Regions from separate parts of the Homo sapiens genome. Here region 1 is linked to region 2. The links are chromatin contacts, found by Hi-C or POLR2A ChIA-PET in ENCODE. All regions are on one chromosome and are shown on one strand. Each heading gives the region's core, a stretch centred on a gene start or an enhancer-like site at or near the end of the contact. The rest is flanking DNA. Distances are from core to core; before and after follow the strand shown.

The links. A loop is a pair of places that touch in the nucleus more often than their neighbours do. ChIA-PET counts read pairs that join two places held with the same protein, here RNA polymerase II (POLR2A).
Region 1: a loop to region 2 is called in a map of sigmoid colon, with 2.8 times the contacts of the local background. The contact joins the enhancer-like site here to the promoter of GOLGA1 in region 2. A Hi-C loop is called at or near these places in 2 of 168 maps with a recorded cell type or tissue (B cell and sigmoid colon). POLR2A ChIA-PET finds 5 or more read pairs at or near these places in 2 of 52 experiments (OCI-LY7 and activated CD4-positive, alpha-beta T cell).

The regions. Positions count from the first base shown.
Region 1 is chr9:125,063,213-125,069,040 of GRCh38, forward strand. All of the region lies in intron 2 of SCAI (suppressor of cancer cell invasion), which reads right to left. Among named protein-coding and RNA genes, the nearest start is that of SCAI, 77 kb to the right of the region's middle. Within about 2 kb of position 4,204, at least 3 of the 41 ENCODE cell types and tissues checked have a DNase peak (open chromatin) inside an H3K27ac peak, as active enhancers do; they include sigmoid colon, where a contact is called at or near this core.
Region 2 is chr9:124,936,290-124,942,573 of GRCh38, forward strand. GOLGA1 (golgin A1) reads right to left here and starts at 4,794. Exons shown (of 23, transcript NM_002077.4): 1 at 4,682-4,794; 2 at 3,817-3,866; 3 at 2,288-2,577. The coding sequence starts at 2,422. RefSeq lists enhancers at 4,386-4,886, 4,887-5,387 and silencers at 4,469-4,838, 5,169-5,228.

The sequences.
Region 1 (5,828 bases), core at 2,954-5,453, 130 kb after region 2:
AGCCTGGCCAACATGGCAAAACAGCATCTCTATTAAAAATACAAAAATTAGATAGGCATGGTGGCACACACCTGTAATCCCAGCCACTCAGGAAGTGAAGGTTGCAGTGAGCCAAGATCGCACCACTGCACTCTAGCCTAGGTGACAGAGTGAGAATCAATCTCAAAGGAGGAAAAAAAAAAAAAAAAGAATGAATATAGAAAAGACAGGACAAATGGAAGGCAAAGAGTGTAACAGTAAAATTAAAACACAATATGTCAGTAGCTACAATATATTTTAATGAACTAAGTAATAAAATTTAATGATGAAGTCCATCAGATTGGATTTAAGAAAAAAAACTGATACATGAGTAAAAGATTGAAAAGGTTGTAAGTCAAAGTATGGAAAATACATATCTTGAAACATCAACCAAAAGGGAAGAAGTGTAGCTACGCTATTATCAGGCGACACTGACTTTAAGTCCCCCTCAAAAAAAAAATCAACATAGATGAGAAGAATATTCCCTAGTGACAAAGTGTTCAGGTCAATATATCCCTTTTATCTTTTTTTTTTTTTTTTGAGACAGAGTTTCACTCTTATCACCCAGGCTGAAGTGCAATGGCGGGATCTCGGCTTACTGCAACCTCCATCTCCCAGGTTCAAGTGATTTTCCTGCCTCAGCCTCCCAAGTAGCTGGGATTACAGACATGCACCACCATGCCCAGCTAAGTCTTGTATTTTTAGTAGAGACGGGGTTTCACCATATTGGCCAGGCTGATCTTGAACTCCAGACTCAGGTGATCCCCCTGCCTTGGCCTCCCAAAGTGCTGGGATTACAGGCGTGAGCCACCGCGCCCAGCCAATTCAATATATTTCTAAAAATCATATGCACCTAATAACATAGCCTCAAAATATATAAATAAAAACGGATAAAACTAAATGAAGAAACAGACAAATCCACAATCATAAGGGGAAATTTTAGAACATATCCCTCAGTAACTAACAAAAGAATCATAAAAAAAAGACTAACGATAGTAGGATTTTTAAAATCCCCATTAATAAAGTTGACCTAACTGAAATATAGAGAACCACACATCTACAAACTGCAGAATATGTCTTTTTTATTCACATACCCATGGAGCAATCATAAAGACCAATTCTAGACGGGTGCCGTGGTTCAAATAAATAAATTAATTAATTAATACTAATTCTCATACTCCATCTCAAATAAATAAGTAAATAAATACTAATTCTATGCTAGATATAAACCAAGTCCCTAGATGTCACAAATAATTAAAATTACAGTATACCTTCTGACCACACTGCAAGTAAGTGAGAAATCAATAGCCAAAATATTACTAAAAAAATTCTCAGGTGGGTGCAGTGGCTCATACCTGTAATCTCAGCACTTTGGGAGGCTGAGGTGGGCAGATCACCTGGGGTCAGGAGTTCAAGACCAGACTGGCCAACATAGTGAAATCCCGTCTCTACTAAAAATACAAAAATTAGCTGGGCATGGTGGTGGGTGCCTGTAACCCCAGCTACTTGGGAGGCTGAGGCAGGAAAATCACTTGAACCCAGGAGGCGGAGGTTGCAGTGAGCCAAGATCGTGCCACTGCATTCTAGCCTGGGCGACAGAGTGGAACTCCATCTCAAAAAACAAACAAACAAAAAAATCCCATGTTTGGAAATTAAGAAATATCCATGTAAATAATTCACGGGTCAAAAAACATCATAATGAAAAGTAGAAAACATTCTGAACTGATTCACAATGAAAATTAAAGCTTATAGATACAGATAATTCTATGCTTAGAGAGAAATGGCTGGCCTTTAAACACATACATTTAAAAAGAGGTTAGGAAATGAACAGCCAATAAGAGCAGCCAATTAAACCCAAAGAAAATAGAGGGCAATAAATTTACATAGATGAAATTAATTAAATAAGAAACACAACAAAGTCAACAAAATAAAGTTAGTTCTTTAAAAAGACTAATAAAACCCTGGCAAGAATGACCCACGGGGGAAAAAAAACAACAACAGAGAATAACTAATATCAAGAATGAAAAAAAGGAGTATCACTGCTGAAAACAAAAAGATCACAAAAGGAATATTATAAATAACTTAATGCCATCAACGTGAACATTTAAGTAAAATAGACAAACACTGAGAAAAACACTTTTTGCTAAACCTGATACACAAAGAAATTTTGAAGAGTTCTAGATCTACTAAAACATTGACAGCCTAATTGAAAGCCTACCCACAATGAAAACTCCACACCCAGGTGGTTTCACTGTCAAATTTATAAAAAACATCTAAAGAAGACAAAAGAAAAAGAGGCAATCTTACATAAACTCTTACAGAATAGAGAAGAAGGAACATTCCTCAGCTCATTTTATGATGCCAACATAATTTTGATACCAAACCCTAACAGGGATATTATAAGAAAGCAAAATTACAGGCCATTCTCACTAATGAGTATAGATACAAATATACTAAGCCAAATGTTAGCAAGTCCAATTCGGCAATATATAAAAAGGACATGACAAAATTGGACTTATTTTAGGAATGTAAAGTTGGTTTGATATTTGAAAATCAATCACTGTAATTTATCACACAAGTAGAATGAAGGACAAAAATCATACTACAATTGCTCAACAGATGCACAACTCACATTTGGTAAAATTTAACATTGGCTCACAATTAAGAAAAAGAAACCAACTCAGCAAACTAGGAACAGAAAGGGAGCTTCATTAATTTTATAAAGGATATGTATTTTAAAACTATAGCAAAAATCATACTTTTCAGTGAAATGTTGATATCTTTCCCCTTGAGATTGTGAATGACTGCTATCACCAGAACCTCTGATACTGTATTGAATAAAGAAAAAAAGAAAACAAAGATATAAGCTGTTATTATTTGTACATAACATGAACATTTCCATAGAAATTTCAAAAGAATCTATATGTAATTATCAGAATTAACCAGTGGGTTTAGCAAAGTTTCTGGATAAAAGGTCAACACATATAAAGGTTAAGTATATTTCTATATTCCCAAGAACAAAGAAAAAATTTTTAAATCAATTTAGTGTAGCCTCAGTGTACAGTGTTTCTAAAATCTACAGAAGTGTATGGTCATGTCCTAGGCCTTCACATTCACTCACCACTTGCTCACTGACTCACCCAAAGCAACTTCCAGTCCTGCAGGCTCCATTCATGGTAAGTGCCCTGATAGGTATACCATTTTTTATTTTATTTTATTTTATTTATTTATTTATTTTTTTTTGAGACGGAGTCTCGCTCTATCTCCCAGGCTGGAGTGCAGTGGCATGATCTCAGCTCACTGCAAACTCTGACTCCCGGGTTCACACCATTCTCCTGCCTCAGCCTCATGAGTAGCTGGGACTACAGGTGCCTGCCACCGCGCCCGGCTAATTTTTTGTATTTTTAGTAGATACGGGGTTTCACTGTTAGCCAGGATGGTCTCGATCTCCTGACCTCGTGATCCGCCTGCCTCGGCCTCCCAAAGTGCTGGGATTACAGGCGTGAGCCACTGCGCCTGGCCTATTTATTTTTTTTAAAGATGCAGTTGTGCTTGGAACCATTTTTTAATCTCTTACATTGTGTTTTTACTGCACCATTTCTATGTTTAGATATGTTTGGATATACAAGTACTTAACATTGTATAATTGCTAACAGTATTCAGTACAGTACCATGCTGTACAGGATTGCAGCCCAGGAGCAACAGGCTATACCGTGAAGCCTAGGTATGTAGGAAGCCTATACCATCTAGTTTGTGTAAGTACACTCTATGATATTTGCACAATAAAATTGCCTCATGACACATTTCTCAGAACATATCCCTGTTGTTAAGCAACACGACTGTATATATAAATTATGTGGGCAGACTGGAAATCCATAAACAAGATCAATTCAACAGACACTTGTGGGAAGCACATGGGTAAACATATCACAAGAATAGAAGTAGAGACAAAGGAAAAAGAACATATATTTTAATGGGTTGAATTGTGTCCCCCTTAAAAGATATGTTGAAGTCCTAACTTCTGGTACCTGTGAACGGGACGGGACCTTCTTTGGAAATAGGGGTTTTGCAGATGTAATTAAGGCCTAAGTTAAGATGACGTCATGCTGGAGTAGAGTGGGCCCTGAACACAATGTGACTGCTGTCCTTAAAGAGCAGAGGAGACACAGAGACAGACACACAGGGAAGGGAGAATGCCATGTGAAGACAGACAGGAAGGAAGGCAGCCACGTGAAGACGGAGGCAGAGATCAAAATCACACAGCTTCAAGCCAAGGAACGCCAAGGATTGCTGGCAACCATCAGAAGCCGGGAGAGAGACCTGGAACAGATTTCCCTTCTGAGTCGCTAAGAAGGAACCAATTCTGCAACCACTTAATTTTGGATTCTGGCCTCCTGAACTATGAAAGCATAAATTTCTGTTGTTTTAAGCCACCCAGCTTGTCATTTCTCATTTTTGTCTTAATTTGCATTTCTCTGACAACTAATGAAGTTCAACGCCCTTTCATTTGTTACAGCAGGCCTGGGAAACTAATACATAGATACATAATACATCGATAGAGTCCTTACACAGATTACAAAATGGGCAAACAAGCAAAACAACAACGAGCAGGGACAACTGCTCAAAGATGTGTTTTGCTGAGTAAAGAAAATTTGGCAAATTATTGACCTGCCTTGTTGATAATTACTTTTTATAGGAAGTTTGTGACAAAGCAACAAGAAAAACTGCCTCTCTGGACTGAATTCTGAGTAAGTAGTTGGTAATATGAAAGTCTGAAAGAAATCTTGAGAGAAAATAATGTTAAGTCTGCATTACATTATACCAGTATGCATAAAGTGGAGTCATAATGGCAGTGGAAAGGGCCTTGGTATAGCACAAAAGCCCGAGTATTTCTGTTGCTAACACTTAGTTATGTGATTTTAACCAAAAATAACTTTAGTTAACACTGTGATTGCAAGTTTTTAATCCAGCAAAACAAGAAATTTACAAGCCAGGCATGGTGGCTCACACCTGTAATCCTAGCACTTTGGGAGGCCAAGGCAGGAGGATCGCTTGAGGCTAGATGTTCAAGATCAACCTGGGCAACAAAGCAAGACCCCATCTCTACAAAAATTAAAAAATTAGCCAGGCATGATGGCATGCACCTGTAGTTCCAGCTACTCGGGAAGCTGAGGCAGGAGGATCCCCTGAGCCCAGGAGTTTGAGGTTACAGTGAGCTGACTGAGCCACCACACTCCAACCTGACTGACAGAGTGAGATCCTGTCTGAAAAACAACAACAACAACAAAAAAATACAACAAAAAACAAAGAGGCTGGGCATGGTGGCTTATGCCTCTAATCCCAGCACTTTGGGAGTCCAAGGCAGACAGACTGCTTGAAGCCAGGAGTTCAAGACCAGCCTGAATAACATGGCAAAACCCCATCTCAATTATTCTCTAAAAATTTTTTATAAAAAAATTAAAAATAAATTTACACTTGGCTTGCTTACCTCAGATACCTGTTGTGAAGATAAAAATAAGATTTCAGCTGTAAAATCAGTTTGAAAACACTACATAATATATAATATCACCATCGTTATTATTCTGCAGTTAGTGATGTTTCAAAAACATAAGGAACAACTCTGTGATCAGACTGAAAAGGTAAACAGGCAGAGAAAAGAAAGGAAGTACATAGGAAAGAAAATAAAAATATAACAAAAAATTTGACCAGGCGCGGTGCCTCACGCCTATAATCCCAGCACTTTGAGAGGCCAAGGCGGTTGGAAAACTTGTGGTCAGGAGTTCAAGACCAACCTGGTCAACATGGTGAAA
Region 2 (6,284 bases), core at 3,544-6,043:
CCTAATAACTTCTGCCATGTAATCTGACCTGGGATCCAGGCAGTACAAGAAAGCAGGAGGAAGACTCATCTGACAACGGAAACAATTCAAATGTCTATCGCCAGGAGAAGACAGACATTAAATGTGGCCTTTTCAAATGCTGGGATCTTTTTTTTAAAAAAAATCTTTAGAGACAGAGTCTTGCTCTGTTGCCTAAGCTGGAGTACAGTGGCACGATCATAGCTCACTACAATCCCAAACTCCTGGGCTCAAGCGATCCTCTTGCCTCTGCCTCCCAAGAAGCTAGGACTACAGGCATACCACCACCAACCAGGCAAATTAAAAAAAAAAAAAAAAACTTTTGTAGATATGCAGTCTTGCTATGTTGCCCAAGCTGGTCTTGAACTTCTGGCCTCAAGCAGTCCTTCCGCCTTAGCTTCCCAAAGCATTGGGATTACAGGCGTGAGCTTCTGTGTCCAGCCTGGAATCTTATACAGCAGTAAAAATAAATGAACCACAGCTTCCTGTAACATGGATGCATTTTATAAGCATGTTGAATTAAATTTTAAAAAAGGAAATCCAAGAAGTCTACAGTGTGCAACTTTTATAACTTCAAAAACAAGCAGTATTAAATAATAAATTGTTTATGAATACATACATATCTGGTAAGATATTTTAAAAAGCAAGTAAATGAAAAATACAAAATTTAGAATAGTGGTTATGCTATCCTAAATTGGGTAGAGGAAATTGGAAGAAACATATAAGTGGCTTAACAGAATTGATAGTGTTCTATCTCTTCAGATGAGTGATAGATTTACTTTATGCTTTATACTTTACATATATATTACATACATTCTTTTATATATATATCCAGCATTATAAATGAGTTTTAAAGAAATTTATTGCCAAGTGTGGTGGCTCACCCCTGTAATCCTAGCACTTTGGGAGACCGACGCGGGAGGATCACGAGGTCAGGAGTTCCAGACCAGCCTGGCCAACACAGTGAAACTCTGTCTCTACTAAAAATACAAAAATTAGCTGGACGTGGTGGCGGGTGCCTGTAGTCCCAAGCTACTCAGGAGGCTGAGGCAGGAGAATCGCCTGAACCCGGGAGATGGAGGTTGCAGTGAGCCGAGATTGTGCTGCTGCACTCCACCCTAGGTGACAGAGCGAGACCCTATCTCAAAAACAATAAACTAAAAACAAAAAAAAATTAGCCGGGTGTGGTCGTGGGCACCTGCAGTCCCAGCTACTTGGGAGGCTGAGGCAGGAGAACTGCTTGAACCCGGGAGGTGGAGGATGCAATGAGCTGAGATCATGCCACTGCACTCCGGCCTGGCTGACAGAGTGAGACTCTGTCTCAAAAAAAAAAAAAAGAAGAGAAAAGAAATTTATCTAACTTAAGAGGATCCTGTCATATGCAAAAGCCACACTTTATTTTTTAAGCATGACATTTCCCTCATATAGCAACATCTTCATTTTTTGAAATCTTATAGTCACAAATGTATTTTACTAATAAGAAACATATTGTAGGCTGGGCATGGTGGCTCACGCCTGTAATCCCAGCACTTTGGGAGGCCAAGGTGGGCGGATCGCCTGAGCTCAGGAGTTTGAGACCACCCTGGGCAACATGGTAAAAACCTGTCTCTACTAAAATACAAAAAATTAGCCAGGCATGGTGGAACACACCTGTAGTCCCAGCTACTCGGGAGGCTGAGGCACGAGAATTGCTTGAGCCCCAGAGGCAGAGGTTGTGGTGAACCAAGATCAGGCCACTGCACTCCACTTTGGGCTACAGAGCGAGAATCCATCTCAAAAAAAAAAAAAAAAGAAAGAAAAAAGAAAAAAAGCAACATACTGTAATCACTGGGGCCATCTTTCCAACAATCGTCCCAATACAACAATGCACTCTTGCTAACCCCATACCACAACTCAGAGACCTTGTTAAGCAGCAATGACTTAGTTGTTATATAAGTATATATGTCTGCAATGAAAACAGGCCCAGACATTTTCAGAAATGAAATGCAAAAGAAGATGTATAAGGTATATAGACGGAAAAACAGTACAAGAGGACACTGGAGAGAATATGGAGAGGAACTCACAGAAAAATAAGGAAAAAAATATAGAGTACCTTAACATTTACAAACCAAACATTAACAAAAAGGTACCTCAGAGTAAGAAGAATCAGATGTACAGGCTCTTGTACAGCTATAAACCATGAAAGGTATGAAATAATCAAGCAATTTAAAATATTTATTGGAAGAATACCCTGCAAAAGTATCTTTATTTCTTAAGTAAAGGTACTTACAAAGTCATCTCCTGAGTCAGCTCCCATTGAGGCAACTGATTCCTTGCTCACAGACCGTGGGATCCTAGTAGCACCTCCTGGCCTCTGAGCAACAGCAGTCTCTTCTGCAATTTTCTTCTTCAGTTTTGCAAACATGTTTGCTGTGTGGCTATCCTGCACAGATGACGAGCTCTCAGTAGTCCTGGTGCCTGTGTTCAGGATTCAGACAGAGGCGCCTACAAAGTTTCAGACATCCAAGCTAGCTGCATTCCCACTTAAATGTGGGCCAAGGGCTTATGGCAACACAGGATCTACAAATCAGATGAAAGAGACAGTTCAAAAGTTAAACATTGGAAAGATTTCGCATCTGAGTTGTTAAGTTTTAGATTTCAAAACTAAGTTTCATAACTTACATGTACACTTATAGAACACAATTACTAAACATTTAAAAAGCACTCAGGTGCTTCATATGCATATACAGATGAAGAAACCCAGTCTCAAGAAGATGAAGTAACCTACCAAAGATTGTGTGGCTAAGTGGAAGGGCTGGTATTTGAACAGAGGACTCTGATTCACAAATCTCTACGTTTTTTTTTTTTAATTACATGTTGGCTATGACATATAACACACTTGGTAAAATGTCCCAGAGCAGACATCAACATCATATATTCATGACTTAATGATTTCAAATCCTTCCTCCAATAAGCTTAACTACAGTTTAGTGTTCTTTAAGTTGAAGACAAAAATGCATGTAATTCAATTCATATGTAATTCAATATTCAATATGTAATTCAATATGTAAAAGGTGTAATATCCTACTGTTTCAGGATGGTTTGCAATCAACTGTCCAATAGGAAAAGCTGGTAACAGAAAAAAGAAGACACACCAGACAACTCTATTATATAAGTATCTGATATCCTTGAACATTTTCTAGAGACGCTGTGTGGTTTTGAGTTTGATAAAATTACCTCCAATGAGTTTATTTTCTTTCTTTCTTTTTTTTTTTTTTTTTTTTTTTTTTTTTGAGATGGAGTTTCGCTCTTGTTGCCTAAGCTGGAATGCAATGGCACTATCTCGGCTCACCGCAACCTCCACCTCCTGGGTTCAAGCGATTCTCCTGCCTCAGCCTCCCGAGTAGCTGGGATTACAGGAATGCGCCACTATGCCCGGCTTATTTTATATTTTTAGTAGAGACGAGGTTTCTCCGTGTTGGTCAGGCTGGTCTCAAACTCTTGACCTCAGATGATCCACCTGCATTGGCCTCCCAAAGTGCTGGGATTACAGGCATAAGCCACTGCGCCCGGCCTCACAGTTTCTTTTCTTAAGAATGTTTGACATGATATTCAAAGTAAGATTCAAAAACCTTTTCCTCCTAATGGTGTATAAAACACTAATATTCTGGTTCCAACCTTAACTTTCCATGTTTTGTGGAGGATACCTAAGCTCTGCTCTGAGATACACAAATGCCATCTTACCACTTCAGATCCTCCATTAAGGCTGTACAATTCTTCAGAAACTTTACTTTCAATGTGTGTAAACCACTTACTCACCTGGCTTATCTACTAGATTTAAAACAGCTTGGAGGTCAAAGCATTCTGTCCTGCATGAAGACAAAGATAAAATGCATTGGGTATTTCTTTTCAAGTGTATGGCCAAAATGTTGGGTGGGGATAGGGGGAAGAAGTGAAGGAAGAGGAGGGGCAGAAGAAGGATTAAAGGGGGTAAGAAAACCTGTCACAACTCTCAATGGGATACCCTCCCTAACCCTGATCTCCTATGAAATTGTTTTTTGCCTAAGAGCTTCACTTACAAGCGCATAGAACAGAATTGATCACCGCAGCGGGTGCCTAAATTCACTTCTCCCTGGGAGCCCTGAGCAAAACAATTTGAATGAGGTTAAGTTTTCCTGGAGCCAGTATTTATTTCTCAGTTGATTACTACACTCACATACTGTTTACCCGGCCAGACCCTGGGCGTCTGGTCACGGATGTGCACTGACAAAAAGCAAGGCAAAATTGGGTAAAGACAGATGTCTAACCCCCAGGGAGGCAGGCAGGTGCCTGCCACGGCAGTTTGGATCTCACTCCCTCAGGCTACCTCCAGCCCCGCCCGTGCTTTGGACTGTCAAAGAAAGGAAGGATCCAACATCTCTCCCATTTGACAGCAAGGAAACTGAGCCCTAGAGAGGAGGAGCGACTTGTCCAAGGTCGCGCAGGGAGGAATCCCGGAACCCTAGGCTCCAGACTCCCAGGCCGGGGCAGCCCGCCTCCGCCCCCACTCTCACCCTTTCAGCACCCCGGTGCCGCCCCCCGCCTTGGGGCTCGGGCAACCCTGACCGGGCCGCTGTGGGGACAGACCGAGGCCACTGGGAGAATAAGGGGCCTGCTCGCATTCCCGGAGTCCTGGCCCGCGCACCTGCCTCTCTCTGGGAAGCCAGCAAAGCCCCGCCTCCCGGGCCTCTCGTGAGCCCCGGCCCGCGTCACCAACCCCCACCGCCCAGCCGGCGAGCCGAGCAGCGACCCGGAACCGCACGTCTCCCAGCGCGCCGGAAGTGACTGCGCGGTGGGGGGAGGGGGTTGGTCCGACGCGCGCATGCGCCCGTGCGCGGCCTTGGCGGCTACTGTTACCACCTCTGAGCGGCGACTGGGCCGGAACGGCTGGAGTTCTCGGGTGCCCAGCCGGGCGCTCCCTCAGCCCAGTTCGCCACGTCAGCGAGCGGCCAGAGCCACAGATGATGACTGAGTCTCCGAGGCCTCTCGGTCTTTTTCTATTTTAACAGGGGCGCGTGCAGAGCGTGGTAAGTGGGAGGGGCTTCGTGTCAAAAGTAAAAGAACCCAGTCGGTGCCACAGGCCCCGCTGTGCTGTGCTGGCTACAAACCCGGCCGGGGCTGCACTGCTTGGCCAGGCGCCCCCCCGCGCCGCCCGGTCCCGCCGCACCCTAGGCAGCTGCCTTGCCACCGTGTGACCCGGGAAGTCTGCGCCTCCAGCTTCACTCACAAGCCAGTAGCTCCAGAAACTAGTCCTGGGACCTTACACCTTGAGACCAGTTTTTAGACTTTGGCGCCTGTCACCTACTGTAGATGATGCGTTTTATATCGCAACCGAGTACATAACGTCCAGCAGAACCACGTTCTTACTATGTAATGCACTTAAAAACGCTGGTGGCAGCTCACTATATTGGATTAGCTTCACCATCCGCTGCTGGGCCGTCTCCTTTCTGCTTAGGAAGGAAGTTGAAAACATCAAAAGTGCACGGCGCGCGCTTCTGTGGTCCCAGCTACTCGGAAGACCGAGGTGGGAGGATCTCTTGAGACCAGGGCTTCCAGACCAGCCTGGGCACCGTGGCGAGACTCCGTCTCTTTAAATAAATAGCAATCATGCAGGCAGTAGGAAAATAAACAAAAGAGGAAAAACTATCTTGTTCCAAGTCACAGTCCAGGCCGGGCGCGGTGGCTCACTCCTGTAATCCCCACACTTTGAGAAGCCGAGGCGGGTGGTTCACCCGAGGTCAGGAGTTCAGACCAGCCTAACATAGCGAAACCTCGTCTCTACTAAAAATACAAAATTAGCCGGGCATGGTGGCCCATGCCTGTAATCCCAATTACTTGGGAGGCTGAGGCAGGATAATCGCTTGAACCCGGGAGGTGTAGGTTGCAGTGAGTCAAGATCGCGCCATTGCACTCCAGCCTGGGCAACAAGAGCGAAACTCTATCTCAAACAAAAAGTCACGGTCCAAATCAGTACCCTAAGTCAGGTCCCTGAACTCGTCAATGCCAAGCCAGCCATTCCACCTTAAGGAACTCTGGTTCCATCCCCAGACTCAACACAAGCCCAAGAATAAGCAGATTCCACCCAATTCTTCAACAGTCCCTTCCCTCGCGTGTTCCAGTTCTGACCTGCAGGAGCAGGGCAGGGAAAAAACCAAAACCAGGATTCAAACATTGACAAACTAACAAGAAGCATCAACCCCAAGATAGTTCAAAGCCTCTGAGATATTTGAATGAAGCAAACCCTAACA